2 separate regions of the Homo sapiens genome follow, and region 1 is linked to region 2. Evidence: chromatin loops called from intact Hi-C (ENCODE). Cell type or tissue: PC-3. All regions are shown on one strand. Each heading gives the region's core, and the rest is flanking DNA. Links, peaks and the distances in the headings are about the cores only. Region 1 overlaps LRIT3 (leucine rich repeat, Ig-like and transmembrane domains 3). Region 2 overlaps EGF (epidermal growth factor).

Region 1 (4,000 bases), core at 1-4,000, 94 kb before region 2:
TAAACTTGCTCTATGAAAGAAACACTTGGTAATTGACCCAGACTGAATACATGTATAAGAAATGGGAAAGATCTCCCAAACTCTGAGAACGGTCCTCAAATAGAAGCTCTCCTAGTCAGTTGGTCATCTGACCTCTGACTATATCCGGCCTATGACACCAGCCAGCTCCTGCTTTCTGTCTTGTAAGAGCACTGCTGGAATAAACTACTTGAGCATTAGATGGTGTCTAAGACTCATCTTTGATGACAGGGATAAATCACCCTTGTGAAGCTGGCTAGCTGGGACCACCCAAAACCTCAGAACACAACTAGCAGTGAGGATGAAATTTGAGTAAGCCAATGAGTGATGACACCCATTTCTACAGGAGGATCAAGGGAGAGTGGCCAGGGCCTGGCTCTGATCGAGAGATTGGGTGAGGTCTGAGGAACACTCTACAGTGGGTCTGGCAGTTTTTGTTCTGTTTTCACATGTGTTGCTGCCTTCTATCTTTACTTTGTGCCTCTGTTTTGGAGGTCACCACCAGGTAAAATTTGCCAAAATTACTTTTAAGACCACTCTGGTCCCACAGGAAGGTGGGCTTCTAGGAGGAGGGTGGTAGGAATGCTGTAGGCTGGGGGACACCCTGGGCTTGAAGAGCCAACCACCAGCTGGTATGTTTCTAGCCTCAGCTGTGGGAGAGGAGCTCCTCGTCCCCAAAGGTCCTGGCATCATGACCCCATAGACCAAGAAGGCTCAAGTACATCTTCTCCACAGAAAGCTTATCTGTTGTCTGCCAACTGGGGAAAGAGACTTCTCCAACATACCCCGGTCTAATGCCGTTAGCAAAGTCACCAAATCACCAACGGGCATGTTGCTGCCATCCCTGTTCCTCTGCATGCTCCCAGTGAGACAGTGCGGCTTCTCCAGGGCTTTACCACCCCCTACAATGCCTGCTGGGTGCTGCCAGCAGCAGCCCATGAGCAGCACATCCAAATCATAGGGGCTCACCTCAGAGTTGCCACTCTGCACCTGGCTGACCTGGAGGCCTGTGAGCTGTGATCATCCTGAGTGCACCAGATTACCCCCAGCAGCACCACAGGCATTGCCAGTCACCACCTGGACACAGTTAAGAAAGCAGCTGCCACCTCCGCAAACAGCGAGGGTGAGGAAGAACTAATCTCGGATCCCAAAGCAAGCACTCTGTCTAGCAGGACTCGGTTAGTAACTGTCAGAGCTGGTTGTTACAAAGTGAGGTTCTTCCTTGCCTTGGCTCCCTTTGGCACACTCACTTCCTTTTCCACTTCTCTGCCATGCTGTGACATGGCAGAGGCCTCACTGGAAGCTGACCAGATATAGTGGGCAGATCTTTGACTCCTAGGCCTCCAGAATTGTAAGCCAAAGTAAACCTCTCTTCTTTATAAATTACTCAGTGTCCTGTTCTGGTGACTCTCCCTTATGCCTGTCTATTCTGTTATGACCACAGAAAACAGACTAAGAAAATTCTTATGGATAGAAGATGCATTCTTACCTTAAATCTTTAGAAACCTATGAGGGTTTCTTACGCTTCATAGAAGCATATGAGGGTTTTTTGTTTTTCTGTTTTTTACCTTATTAAGTCAGGAACTTGCACCTTTTCACGTAAAGGAAGCACTTTACAGCTTCTCTTTGGCATATCCAAGTTGCCTGCGTCACTATTCTTGTGCTTTGGGACCACTGTCAAGTAAAATAAGGGTTACTGGAATGCAAGCACCGTGATACCACGACAGTCCATCTGATAACCACGGCGGCTTCTAAGTGACTGATGGGCAGGGAGTGCATGGTGTGGATCCTCCAGACAAAGTGATGACTTATGTCCTGGGTGGGACGGAGCAGGATGGCAAAATATTTCATCAGACAACTCACAGCCACACCTCCTGGAAACACTCAAGAGCCCTACTTGCATTTGGCAGCCATCTGAAACGGACAAAACCTGAAACTCTAGCTTGACTGGACCACCTCCAAGATCAACTTAAAATTTATGAATTGTTTATTTGTAGATTTTCCATTAAAAATTTTCGGACTGTGGTTGAAGTTGGGTATCTGAAAACGTGGAAAACAAAACCTCAAATAAGGGGGTACTACTGTAGGCCCTTTGACACAAGCAGAAATTCGAAGCCTGCTCAAACACCTGATGCAGAGGCCCAACAGGAAAAGTGCCACCTGGCTGTGGTGTGCGTACTGAACAGGAAGGGTCTACAATTCACAGGCCAAGAATACAACAGCTGGCAGCTATCTCCAAAGATGGGAAGATTGATTTCATTACTTAAAGATCCTGTCAAGCTTCTCCAGGAAGCACAGTCAGGTGGGACTCTGGGCCCAGAGCAGGCAGACGTGACAGAAGCTATTCCTGTGCTCTGTCACAATGGCTGTTTATGGCCTGGCAAGCAGCACAATCCAGCATGAGCCTCCTTACAACCAGGGCTGAAAGTGGATGAGGTACCTACCACAAAGGAAGGAAGAGAGCTACTGAGACGTTTAGGTGTGCTCCAGTGGGTTTACACACCTTCCATCTTCACAGGACAGAGGCAACACTCATCTAGCCCTTAACCCCAGCTTGACTCTATCTGGTCTATGAGGAGCTGCCTCGTGCACAAAAGTTTCTCTACCTTCACGTCACAGACACACTTTGGGCCCAGGCACTGCCTGTGCACCTTGTATCAGCATTATGAGGACCCCTGCCCCATCATATCTGCAGTGACTACTTCATGCCCTCTTGGACCAAACATAGACTTCTCTACCTGCTGAAAGACACCTTCACCGTTAACACCCAGGATAGCCATGGAGACTGGCCCACCAACCTTGACTAATCGCTAGCTGGCATTTGCCTAGTAGGCCACCTCCACCGCAGTTTCTATGGCCTGCACCTCCTGGAAAACTCAGTTGTGCTGGGCAGCCATCTGGGATGGACAAAACCTGAAACTCTGACTTCACTGGACCACCTCCAAGATCACACTTTTGTATCTACAACATCCTCCAGTGCACAGTGTCTGCAGCCATTACTGCTTAGTTCTGAGTTCTCCTGGTCCTCCTCTTCCATTTTGGCCTGTCATTGCTCTGCAATCAAGCAGCTCCAAGCCTGCTACTGCCAAGTCCATTCAGCTCCTTTTATGTCCCTAGAGCCATTTTCCAAGCCCCAGTTTGCCTGCTGTCTTTCACTGCTCCAGGTGGCCCAACATTCCACATCGACATGTTGCTTCTTGAGACCTACTCACTGATTACTCAGCACTGAAGTCACTGACAATTTCCACCACAGGGTCATTTTGGTCACCCACTGAGTGGCCAAACCTGGCTTGCTGAGCATCCCTTCACCAACCTTCAGCCACTTGTCCACTCTTCACAATCAAGCCCTGGTTACTGTCAACTGCCCCTCCTTTGCCATTAGTGTGACTGCCCCCTATCCATGGTGAGACTGCCCCCTATCCATAGTGAGACTTCCCCCTATCCATTGGTGAGACTGCCCCCATCCATGGTGAGACTGCCTCCTATCCATGGTGAGACTACCCCCATCCATGGTGAGACTGCCCCCTATCCATGGTGAGACTGCTCCCTATCCATGGTGAGACTACCCCCATCCATGGTGAGACTGCCCCCTATCCGTGGTGAGACTGCCCCCTATCCATGGTGAGACTGCCCCCTATCTGTGGTGAGACTGCCCCCTATCTGTGGTGAGACTGCCCCCATCCATGGTGAGACTGCCCCCTATCCATGGTGAGACTGCCCCCTATCCATGGTGAGACTGCTCCCTATCCATGGTGAGACTCCCTATCCATGGTGAGGTGCACCCATCCGTCTCACCTATCCATGGTGAGACTGCTCCATATCCATGGTGAGACTGCTCCCTATCCATGGTGAGACTGCCCCCATCCATGGTGAGACTGCCCCCTATCCATGGTGAGACTGCCCCTATCCATGGTGAGACTGCCCCCTATCCATGGTGAGACTGCTCCCTATCCATGGTGAGACTGCCCCCATCCATGGTGAG
Region 2 (12,049 bases), core at 3,036-7,035:
TTGTAAATATGAATAATATGAGTAATAACAATATAACTAGTAACCAGGCTTTTAAAGACTATTTCTATTCTTAATTAGCATCCGGCAAAGATTTGCCATAATATCAGATAGAATATTTTTAGTATATGAGAAAGTCATGACAAGAATAGTCTTAAAACACTTTATAGTTAAGAGGCATTTAATAAGTATTTGTTGATTGATTTGATTTTTATCTCTCTACTGAATATAATTATAACACTGACAAATTCTGTCCTTTTAATGTCAAAATTCAATATAAAGTTGTACGCTTCAGCTATTTTTTTTGTCTTCTGATATTACCTCTCTTGCATCCTTCAACAGCCATGGAAATTCTAGATTTATACCAAATTGATTTAATATCTCCTGAAGGTTCATTATGTTTTAAACATATAATGCTCATAATGCTATCATGTAATGATGATCCTGTATACCTTGCCCTAGTGAGACCCCAATACTGTTAACTTCTCAGGGCCTTCATTAATATAGTGTAATCTAAATCCTTAAAATTATCAAGGGTCTTGCTATTAACTCAAATCATTGTGCCTCCCTTTAAGAAGTGCCCAGGCCAGGGAAAGTTACTTATTCGGACATGAAAGTATACAATCTACTAATATTAGTGTTTCAGTATGTGTGAATCAAGAAGATGTATAACCCTAAGACTTGCATCATTTAGCTATGGTGTTGGTTATTTAACGCTGTCTCTTTCTGTAAGTAAGCAGCTTTTAAAAGCAAATACCTGGAGAGGGAAGAAACCAGAGATGAAATTCTGGCAATATGTCACCTCCTGGAAGAGGACATCCTCTTGCCTGTCTTCACCTATACCACACTAGAGGGAAATTAAGAAAACAAGTACTGTAGAAATTGGGTAAAAAGGTACAGTGAAAGGGAAGAGTCAGAGATGCCTCTTAGTTTCTAAGGCACGTTTTAAATTCAGCCATATTTGAAATTTGGTTAACAGGACCACAACCATTTTTGCTGTTTGCCAATTCTCAAGATATTCGACACATGCATTTTGATGGAACAGACTATGGAACTCTGCTCAGCCAGCAGATGGGAATGGTTTATGCCCTAGATCATGACCCTGTGGAAAATAAGGTATGGTTTTGTTACTTGAACAGATGTGGACATGCTTTAAGGACAGAGTAGAGGATTTTATCCTAACAAATGACCTGGCCTACTTGAAAATCCTCTGCTAAGTTCTGAATGATTAGGCACAGAACAAGTTAAATATAGATATTGGAGTAACACTTGAGAAATTTTAAGGACTTTTTTGCCATCATAATGCTACCCTAGTCCTTGCTACGATTAGCCGTTTTATTGGAAATGATCACACAGTTTAGTTTTAGATTTTCAGTTTAGTTTCCTCTTTGGAGATGAGGATGGGAGACTAGCACAGTGTCATGCATATAGAAGGAGCTTCATAACCAGGTTTTTTATTACTTGCTGGTAGTGAGAGGAGTGGGAGGTTGAGTTTGGGGCATAGGAAGTATGGATTAGTAATTTGTGTTTTACATATGTCTTTTGAGGGAGGAGATTCAATGACCTCTTAACCATGAAAATCAGGGAACGTAAGTTTTATAGCTCATGTGAGAATGGCAATCTAACTAATAACATTATTTACATAAACATTTTATATAAGTTTTGTGTGTAACTTAGAATTTCTGTATCAGCTGGCCATTTGATCTCTAATTTCTTAGTTGTATCTGTGCTAGGTTAGAATGTGCTTGAAATGATGTTACAGTGTGTTTTGGAGATTAATCACCCAATAATGATACATTTATATAGTTATTAATTACCCTGCATAATTATTTAGTTATTACTATGTGGTACATTAATTCCTAGACTTTCAAACTTTGGGCTTTTGTTTCTTCCTGATTTGAAGCAGTCTGGTAAATGGCCAAAAGAAACAAAGTGAAGCCAATTGATTCTATATTTAATAGGTATGGATTGGTAGCCAAATAGAAGTATTTTTGCAAATTAAAGTTTTGCAATTGAACACTAGCAAACAATTCTTTTCCCTGACCTGAATCTATATGGTTCCATAGAACAGTTACAATAACAGAAAAAAATAATTAATAGAAAAAAGGCAGTTCAAGATTCATTTATTACCAAACTAGTTTTATTCCTGCAGAATCAGTATTCTTACAACAAGTGAATGTGGAGACCTAGAATGAATTTTAAGTCAGGTGGCTGGTTTTTGTTTCTTGGGTTAATTTTCTTATTTTCTTGCTACTCAAATTGTGATCTTTGAGCCAGCAGTGTCAACAACACCTGGAGATTATTAGAACTGCAGTCCTCCAGGTTCCACCCCTGACCACTAAATCAGTATCTGCATTTTAACAATATTATCAGGTGATTCTTATGCACATTAGAGTTTGAGAAGCACAGTGCCAGTGGAGTGAAGTACCCCTATTTGTATTTATGAAACATAACCTTTTCTATTTCATTTAGAAAGAAGAGTAACCCATTATTTAACGACTTACCATTTTCTGAATAGTCTCATTATTGATTGTAAGTTTATGTACACATGTGTACTCACAGTTAAAATTCTACAATGCTTTCATTAAATTATCAACTGACCCATATCTTTAAAAAAATATATATATATATACATTTTAAATTTTTATAGGTTTAGGGGTACAAGTACAGTTGTCTTACATGGATAGATTGTGTAGTGGTGAAGTCTGGGCTTTTAATTTACCTATCACCTGAATAGTGAACATTGTTCCCATAGGTAGTATTTCACCTGTTACCCCCCTGCACCCTCCCACCCTTGCAGTCTCCAATGTCTGTTATTCCACTCTGTATGTCCATGTGTACCCATTGTTCAGCTCTCACATATAGGTGAGAACATGCAATTTTTGATTTTCTATTTGAGTCATTTCACTTAGTATAATGCCTTCCAATTCCATCCATGTTGCTGCTCACAATGATTTCATTCTTTTTTATGAGCAGTATTCCATTGTATATATATGACACATTTTAAAAATCCACTCATCCATTGATGGACACTTAGATTGATTCCATGACTTTGCTATATGAATAGTGCTGTGATAAACATACAAGTGCAGGTGTCTTTTTGATATAATACTTTCTTTTCCATTGGGTAGATAGCCAGTAGTGGGATTGCTGGATTAAAAAGTCATTCTATTTTTAGCTCTTGAGAAATCACCATACTTTTTCCCTAGAGGATTGCAAATTTACATTCCCACCAGCAATGTATAAGAGTTGTTTTTTTCTTCACATCCATGCCAACATCTGCTGTTTTTTAACTTTTTAATAATAGTCATTCTGATGGGTGTAAGAAGATATCTCATTGTGATTTTGATTTTCATTTCTCTGATGACTAGTGATGTTAAGCATTTTTTCATATGTTTGTAGGCTGCTTGTGTGTCTTCTTTTGAAAAATGTCTGTTTATGTCCTTTGCCCACTTTTTAATGGGGTTATTTGTTTTTATCTTCTCGGGTTGTTTGAGTTCCTTATAGATTCTGGATATTAGCCCTTTGTGAACTGCATTGTTTGCAAGTATTTTCTCCCATACTGTAGGTTATCTGTTTACTCTGTTGATTTTATCTTTTGCTGTGCAGAAGCTTTTTAGTTTAATTAATTCCCATTTGTATATCTTTGTTTTTGTTGCATTTCCTTTTGAGGGCTTAGTCATGATTTCTTTGCCTAGGCAAATGTCCAGAAGAGTTTCTTTTAGTTCTTCTTCTAGGATTTTTATAGTTTCAGGCTTACACCTAAGTGTTTGATCCATCTTGAGTTAATTTTTTATATGGTGAGAGATAAGAGTCCAGTTTCATTCTACTGTTTATGGCACTCCAATTTCCCCAGCACAATTTATTGAATAAGATATCCTTTTCCCAACGTATATTTTTGTGGACTTTGTCAAAGATCAGTTGGTTGTAGGCATATGACTTTAAATCTGGGTTCTCTATTCCATTCCATTGGTTTATGTGTCTGTTTTTATACTAGTACCATACTGTTTGGGTTACTACAGCCTTATAGTATAAAGTCAGGTACTATGGTGCCTTCAGCTTTATTTCTTTTTGCTTAGTATCGTCTGTGCTCTTCAGGCTTATTTTTGGTTTCATGTGAATTTTAGGATTGTTTTTTCTAATTCTGTGAAGAATGATGTTGGCAATTTGATAAGAATTGCATTGTATCTGTATATTGCTTTGGGTCATTTTTAAACAGTCTTATGGAAATTCTTGTACCTGTGTGATAGGCTGCATACTAGACTGTAAAAGAACTTCGCATTGGCAAGAAATCTTCTGTTGAACAAGATGGATGAATTAAAATGAAATTACAGTCATGCATCACTAATGGTCTAGCTTCTTGCTCCTAGGCTACAAACCTGTGCGGATGTTACTATGCTGAATACTGTAAGCAGTATTGTAACACAGTAGTAAAAATTTGTGTATCTAAACATAGAAAAGGTACAGTAAAAAATATGGCATAAGAGATATTTTAAAATGATACACCTTTATAGGGCACTTACCATGAATGAAACTTGCAGAACTGGAAGTTGCACTGGATGAGTCAGTAAGTGAGTGGTGAATTAATGTGAAGGCTTAGGACATGACTGTACATTGCTGTAGACAAACACTGAACATTTAGGCTACACTAAACTTATAAGAAAAGTAATTTCACTATGACATTTTGAATGCTACAATGTCACTAGGTGATAGAAATTTTTCAGTTCCATTATCATCTTACGGAATCACCATCGTATATGCAGTTCATCATCAACCGAAATGTCATTATGTGGCATCTGATTGAATATAAGATTAGAGACTAAAGGAACTTTAGCAAATACCTAGTCTAACTTCCTCATTTTTACAGTTGAGAAAATTGAGGTTAAAGAATTTATCCAAAGCAATCAAGCAAATAAGTGACAAAACTGGGAACCAGTTTTGACCTGCAGTGACTAAGTATCTCTTGACTTGCAGTGAAGTGGGGTGCTACAGACTGAGCCCAGCTTGTAGCCCTCATTAATTGCAAATCATTGCCCCCTTTCAGAAGCCACAGTAGTTCAAGCATGATGGCTACGTCATTGACCAATGATCAAGGGTTAATAAATTACCAATAGCAGTAGCAATATGTGCCAGATACATGGCTAAGGAGATCTATCTATCTATCTCTCTATCTATCTATAGCAATAACAATAGCAATAGCAATATGTGCCAGATACATGGCTAAGGATATATGTATATTTATATCTATATACATCTATCTATCTATCTATCTATCTATCTATCTATCTACCTACCTACCTACCTACCTAATAAGATTGATATTATTATCCTTATTTTACCGATGAGGAAACTAAGATTCTGAGACATTAAATAACTTGCTTAAGGTTACACGTATCTGGGAAGCAGCCTAGTTCGAATTTAGTTGCAGGTGTGCCTATCTCCAAAGTCAAGCTCTTAACACCCTGTACAACCTAAAGACTAGTGCCATTTGTATATATTCCACATTAGTTTTAAAAAAAAATCAGAAATGCCTGTGTTCTCTTTTGTAGATATACTTTGCCCATACAGCCCTGAAGTGGATAGAGAGAGCTAATATGGATGGTTCCCAGCGAGAAAGGCTTATTGAGGAAGGAGTAGATGTGCCAGAAGGTCTTGCTGTGGACTGGATTGGCCGTAGATTCTATTGGACAGACAGAGGGTATGTTTTCTGCTTCAGTTTTAAGCTGTGTGAGATGGGAGTGATGGGATAGGTAATACTATTGGCTTCATCTTCCACTTTGAACACAGAAAAATGTTGCTGGGCATTTGGTTGGGATTGGAGAAAAGAGGCCACCATTGCGGTCCACACTCCCTCCACTTCCTCCTTTCATCAAGATTGCATCTGTGTGCGTGGGAGGATTTTGAAGGCCAAGAAAGTAGCCTGTGTTAGGAAAAGAAAACCAAACACTGCATGTTCTCACTCATAAGTGGGAGTTGAACAATGAGAACACATGGACAGAGGGAGGGGAACATCACACACTGGGGCCTTTTGGAGGGTGGGTGGCAAGGGGAGGGATAGCTTTAGGAGAAATACCTAATGTAGATGACGGGTTGATGGGTGTAGCAAACCACCATGGCACATGTATATCTATGTAATAAACCTGCACGTTCTGCACATGTATCCCAGAACTTAAAATATAATAATAAAAAAAAAAGTAGCCTGTGTTTTGGTAGTTCAGGCTTTTGTTATCAGGGAAACTCAAAACCTGTCTGAATATAAGCAATAAGCATTCTCGGAGCATCTGCTATGGAAATAAGACTTTCTCCGAAGTCACATGGGAGATACAGAGGAGCCTAAGATGTGCTCCATCTTTTCAGTCGGTTCTTAGTTTAGCTGGGGAGATAAGGTATATTTCCCCAGCAAAATAATTAATGCAAATTCTTGGTCTAAATAGCAGTTCAAGAAATGTCATAGGGCCACACATAAATAATTGCCAAATGACAGGTGTACACTCCCAAAGGGAGCTGCCATGGAATGAGCTTCGGCATGCAAGTGACAAATCTTGGACTAGAATGTTGACTCCCTGTTAAAACAAGCATGAAGGAGGGAGGAGAACTTCAGCTGGAGTTGTGAGGAAAGTGCATGAGATAAGAGAGATGCTCTTTGTTTCCCTACGGTGGGAAAAAACAGAACCAGAGTGCAGTTGTGAAACCCCACTCTCAGAGCTGCAGGAAGGGCTACTGTACTTGGTGTGTATGCAGCCTGCGTGAACCTCAGAACTGAATGGCAGGAAGCAGGAAGGAAATGGCTGTATCCCTTCTGCGTGCGAATGAGATCCCACTTCCTTACAGAACTATAAGAGAAGCTGCTAACGATAGACCCCTCACAAAATAATACTAGAGATGCAATGTGCTCTGAGATATATTCTCAGAGTAACGGAAAGCCAGAAAGTGAAATGGTGGCCATCCTGAACATCTGGTACCAAAGCAACCAAGTAAAAGTAAAAGAAGGGAGAATGAGGGTTTAACCTCTGTGAAATCAGCAGTTTCAACACAGAGGGAGAAGTCCCAGGGAATGAATGGGTTTCTATGCTTGGGGGTAGGCATTTTGTGTCCTAGAAATATCTCTTTTTATCAGGATAATCCATGGGAAACAGGTTTTTAAAAATCTGTTGATGTGCTTTGGGAGGCCAAGGTGGGCAGATCACAAGGTCAGGAGATCGAGACCATCCTGGCTAACATGGTGAAACCCCGTCTCTACTAAAAATACAAAAAATTAGCCGGGCGGGTGGTGGGCGCCTGTAGTCCCAGCTACTCAGGAGGCTGAGGCAGGAGAATGGCGTGAACCTGGAAGGCGGAGCTTGCAGTGAGCGGAGATCGCACCACTGCACTCCAGCCTGGGTGGCAGAGCGAGACTCCGTCTCAAAAAAAAAAAAAAAAAAAAAATCTGTTGATTTGTTTATCTGTATGATATGGTTATCAGTTATCAATAGTATGGCCATTTTACATCCAAGGTGAGCATATTTTCTTTCATTCATTCATTTGTTCATCTAATCATACCTTCATTTCTTTATTATTTGAGTATTTATTTACTGAATAGTTGCAATGCACCAGATACTGTGCTTTATATCCATGACACTATTAAATCCCCAAAGGTAAGTTTTGTTATCTCCAATTTAAAGATTAAGAAAATTGATAATTGGAGAGGTAAAATAACTTTCCCAAGGTCAAGCAGTCAACAAGTACCATGTGGAACTGTAATTGGAACTCAAAGATGGCCATTTGCAAAGCATATTCTCTTAATAGTCATAAAGATGTACCACCGCCCCAAGCCAGTGTGGATTTAACATATGGTTGACTCAGAGTCATGTGACAAATTAAAATCAACTTCAGTTGTAATAATTATAAAAATCATAATAATGACCTCCTCTGTGTTGAACCTACTTAAAAGAATATTTTAAATGTCGGCTGTGTATAATAACAGAGCTGTACATGGTTGTTCTCAGGAGGGTAAACGATGATCAAAATGGCAGATGTCAACCACTCTCGGGTCCACTAAGGATGCCAAGTCTTCTCATATTTCCCCACATTCACAAGGGACCTCTAATTTTAACAGTGTTTGATTAATAGCACCATGGTACCGACTGCAGAGGCAAGGCGTTCAGGAGATAGACAGGCACCACTGTTTCCTGGAGAATCAGACCCTAAATTCCCCAGTTCATTGGCTTCAGTAATAACAAGCCCTTCTTAAGTCCTCCTGGCTCTAAAGGCAGCTGCTAAAAGAAAACCTTTAATTTATCTGGAAATGAGAGGTTTATGGTTTGGAAACCTTGATATTACCTAGAAATTGGATGTAAATAACTGAGATTCCAATCTCATAATATTAGATCACATGGTAACTCTTAGCCAATCAAAAGGGGCAAAGTGGGATGCTTGCAGTTCCTTTTTGGCCTAGGAAAAGACAGATTCAAATTAACATCTAAATGTAGGAAGGAAGCACATTGAAAATTCCAATGGTAATGCTGTTATTTAGTATCAAGGAATACTGATTCCTAAAGTCAATTGCCTAGTAAAGAATCAAGAAGGTAAAAATATAAGCTATCTATTTATTCATTCTTTTGAGGTAACAAAAACTAATATGAGGTAAAAAAAAAAATCACTCTTCTAGGGTTGTTGATGGACACCTCTTACCCTAGAAGGAGGGTGAGTTTTTCTCTTGGAGGATCTCAGTGACACTGGGACAATTAGATAATGGTTAGAGAGAGAAGGACACACCTCTAGATTAAAGGTGATGCTTGAACTCCCATGAACTCAAATATCCCTGCTGGTCTTTGGTTTCTCACTACCAACACTGGAGTTTGAGATTTGCTCTCTAGCTGAATCAAATAGAAGTATATTAGGTGAACACCTTGGGGGAGCTTTAAAAGTAAATTCCAGCGATCTTGCCTTGAGACAGCTGCACAGTCAGGAGCTTATGTCGTTCTCGTCTCATCACTTAATTCCTGCCCGAAACAGAATTTAGAGATGATGTCTCTCATCTCTAAGATGATTAGAGATCATCATGAGATCAGAAGTGACAGTTTCATCTCCCCTGGTCACAAGCAAGTGGCCTCAGAATTTCTTCCCTCCCACCAAGGGAAGAGGCACAGTGACAGTTGTGTCTGAGAACAGAACTTGACACATTAAGTTCAAAAATATCTTCCACCCAGCAGTATCCTTCTTATGACCACTTCATCCGGGAGTAAAATTATCTTTTTAAAGTGGCACTGGAGTAGAAATGGTTTCAAATTCTCCACTGCCTTTAGTTGGTAGTTTGCAAAGTGTTTCCAACCCAGCATAGTCACTGAGCCAGTTTTACCTTCACCTCTCTTCTGCATACTGCCTGTGAATAAGGCCCTGTGCATAGAGCACTGTGCATGTAGTCCTGTTCCCTACACAGCACCTAGAAAATAGTTGGTGAACCAGCCACCAGAGAAGGTCTCCTTAGCATTCTGTAAAACCGGGAGGAGGGAATGGCCCTACCTTGTGTTTCTAGGCAGGCTTGTTTCATGCAGACATTGCCCTCAAGAGCAAGGTGAGAGGCCTTTAACAGATGTTTATTGAATGAATTAAAGGTGGTTATATATTCTGGTTTGCAGCAGGGAAACAGGGAAAGCAGGCAGTACATTGGGAAAGGGAGGCTCTTCTTAGCCCTATTTATATCCTGTCTGCCTGTGGTCCCACCTGCTGCAAGAAGCTGCTGATCGTCCCTTGTTTGCTCCTGAAGGGGGCAGGGATGCTATAGAGTCATGTTTAGCATTTAAATTCATCCAGTTTTCTCCATTTCTTCTGCTACTGTTTTATCTCCTCACCGTCATCTCCTGCCTGCCTCGCCCTTTCACACTAAAGCCACAGCAAACTTTCTAAAGTGCAAGTATAACTGCCCCACATTCTTTAGGTCCTGTACTTTAGAACTTGTATATGTACATTCCCTTGCTTAGGGTACTCTTTCCATCCCCACCCACCTTTGCCTGGCTGCCTGCTTCTCATCTTCGTTTGTTATTATCTTCAGGAATCCTTCTCTGATCCCTGCTTGGCTGGGCTACCCACTCTGTCACCCTCCCTGAGTCTTCCAATTACATTCTTTACATCCTTCTTTTCAGCATGTGCTTTCATTTGCTGTGTTATAATCCCCTCTCCCTCTTTCCCCTCTTACTTCCCCCGACCTCTCCTCCTTCCCTTTCCCTCCACCTTTTCTTCCCCTCCCCGTCCAGTCCACCTAACCCTTTCTCTTCCCCTCCCACCTCTGCCTCTCTCTCCCTCTGTTCCTGTTGAACTATGAGCTCTATAAGGACAGAGACAGGGCTTTATTTACTATTGTATCTCCAATGCTTAGACCAATCCCTGACACACAGTTGGTGCTCAGTAAATATTTGTTTGACAAATAAATAGAAAAATCAGGAAATAAGAATTTTCTACCCTGCCAGATTCCATTGGGTTATTTAATGTAAAGATTAGCAAGTAATATTTCAGTACCATTGGCCCTGTTTATCTACAGCTTCCACATCTGAGGATTCGACCAACCTTGGATCAAAAATATTCAAAAATTAAATTAAATTAAAAATAAGAATACAGTCATAAAAAATAATACAAATAAAAACCAATAACTTATAACTGTATTTACATAGCATTTACATTACATGAGGTATAAGTAATCTAGAGATGATTTAAAGTGTACAGGAGAATGTACATAGATTGTATCCAAATACTGTGCCATTTTATATCAGGGAATTGAGCATCCTTGGAGAGTTCTGGTACCAATCCCCCACAGATGCCAAGGGACAATTTTACTCCCATTTGTCTTAGAATTAAATGGAAGAAAATTAAAGCCAATGTAAATCTCCACCTACTGTCTCTGTGCTGGCTTGTCTCCCTCGTCTTCATGATCCCATGAGGATAACAGTCTCTTTGCTTCTGGCTTCCATTGGTTTCAGCAGGAGATTGGAAGTTATAAAGAGAATGTCCTCACCCAGCCACTGACACGATCCTTTTACCTTGTCCTGTCATTGTGTATTTTCATTACCTGGAATAAATATTGGGATGCTAATTAAAAGTGTTTACAAATATAAAATTTGTGGGCTTATTGCTGCTACTTTGTTTGTGGGTGGGGGAGAGAGAAAGAGTAAGAGATAGGGAGAGAGAAACAGAAATAGGAGCTGGTTTAGAATGCCTATCTTTGCATTTCAGAAAGAGGAGAAAGGAGTATTTTTGTTTGAAAAGTAAAGGTGTTATAACAAACTCCCTTATTTTGCACATATTTTAGGAAATCTCTGATTGGAAGGAGTGATTTAAATGGGAAACGTTCCAAAATAATCACTAAGGAGAACATCTCTCAACCACGAGGAATTGCTGTTCATCCAATGGCCAAGTAGGTATTTGTAAAAATAAGGCACTGCTCTGCAGAGGTCATGTGACAGTTCATGGTTGATATGCTAGTGTCCAAAACCAGAAACCAAGAAAATCCATGCAATTTGTTCAAATCTTCAGCATGAATTCCTCATGCTTTTAATGTCTTGATTTTCTATTCTTGTATAATAATTTTATTGTTAATATGCTCTTTTAAATAAATTCAGTTTGTTTTTGAAAGAAAAATGCACTGTAATTCATTAACCAACTAGACTCAAGCTCATTCATCTACTTTCTTTAAAAATTTGCATTGTTGTTTACTGAGCAGAAAAGGATATTTGGATTATATGACTTATAGATTCTGTTTAGAAAAATCACAAGATATAGGTCATTCCTAGATTTTAGATGACAGAAAACAGAAACTGTGAAAGGTTAGAAGACTGTGCTGTTAATTGTGAGTTAGTGACACATTTTCATTTACAGATTAGAGATTTAAGGACAATAAAGAATTTCTTCCTAGTTGTTAAAAAACAAAGATAAAAACCAACCCTATTTTATTTACACTGGAAATTTCACAATGATTTATGGGAGATAATATATTGATAGTAGTTGATAATTGATTTGGAGCCAGCCAAATGATTAAAACTGTGAGAACGTAACCATTTCTAAATAGGCCAATAAAAATTAT

Evidence for each region. A loop is a pair of places that touch in the nucleus more often than their neighbours do. Peaks named below come from ENCODE experiments on the same cell type or tissue, not always from the same donor. Only the 100,000 strongest peaks of a DNase experiment are listed, where the experiment ranks them.
Region 1: it touches region 2 in a loop (3-fold over the local background); 1 of 110 quality-filtered maps calls a loop at or near these places.

What each region holds. Positions count from the first base shown.
Region 1 is chr4:109,872,098-109,876,097 of GRCh38, forward strand. It overlaps LRIT3 (leucine rich repeat, Ig-like and transmembrane domains 3), which reads left to right. Exons shown (of 4, transcript NM_198506.5): 4 at 1-218. Among named protein-coding and RNA genes, the nearest start is that of LRIT3, 26 kb to the left of the region's middle. In PC-3, for the core only: no CTCF peak of the experiment used is centred there; a DNase peak (open chromatin) is centred at 1,874; H3K27ac peaks cover 1,045 bases.
Region 2 is chr4:109,963,425-109,975,473 of GRCh38, forward strand. EGF (epidermal growth factor) reads left to right here. Exons shown (of 24, transcript NM_001963.6): 10 at 977-1,113; 11 at 5,547-5,695; 12 at 11,279-11,383. Among named protein-coding and RNA genes, the nearest start is that of EGF, 57 kb to the left of the region's middle. In PC-3, for the core only: no CTCF peak of the experiment used is centred there; a DNase peak (open chromatin) is centred at 4,557; H3K4me3 peaks cover 1,306 bases; H3K27ac peaks cover 2,767 bases.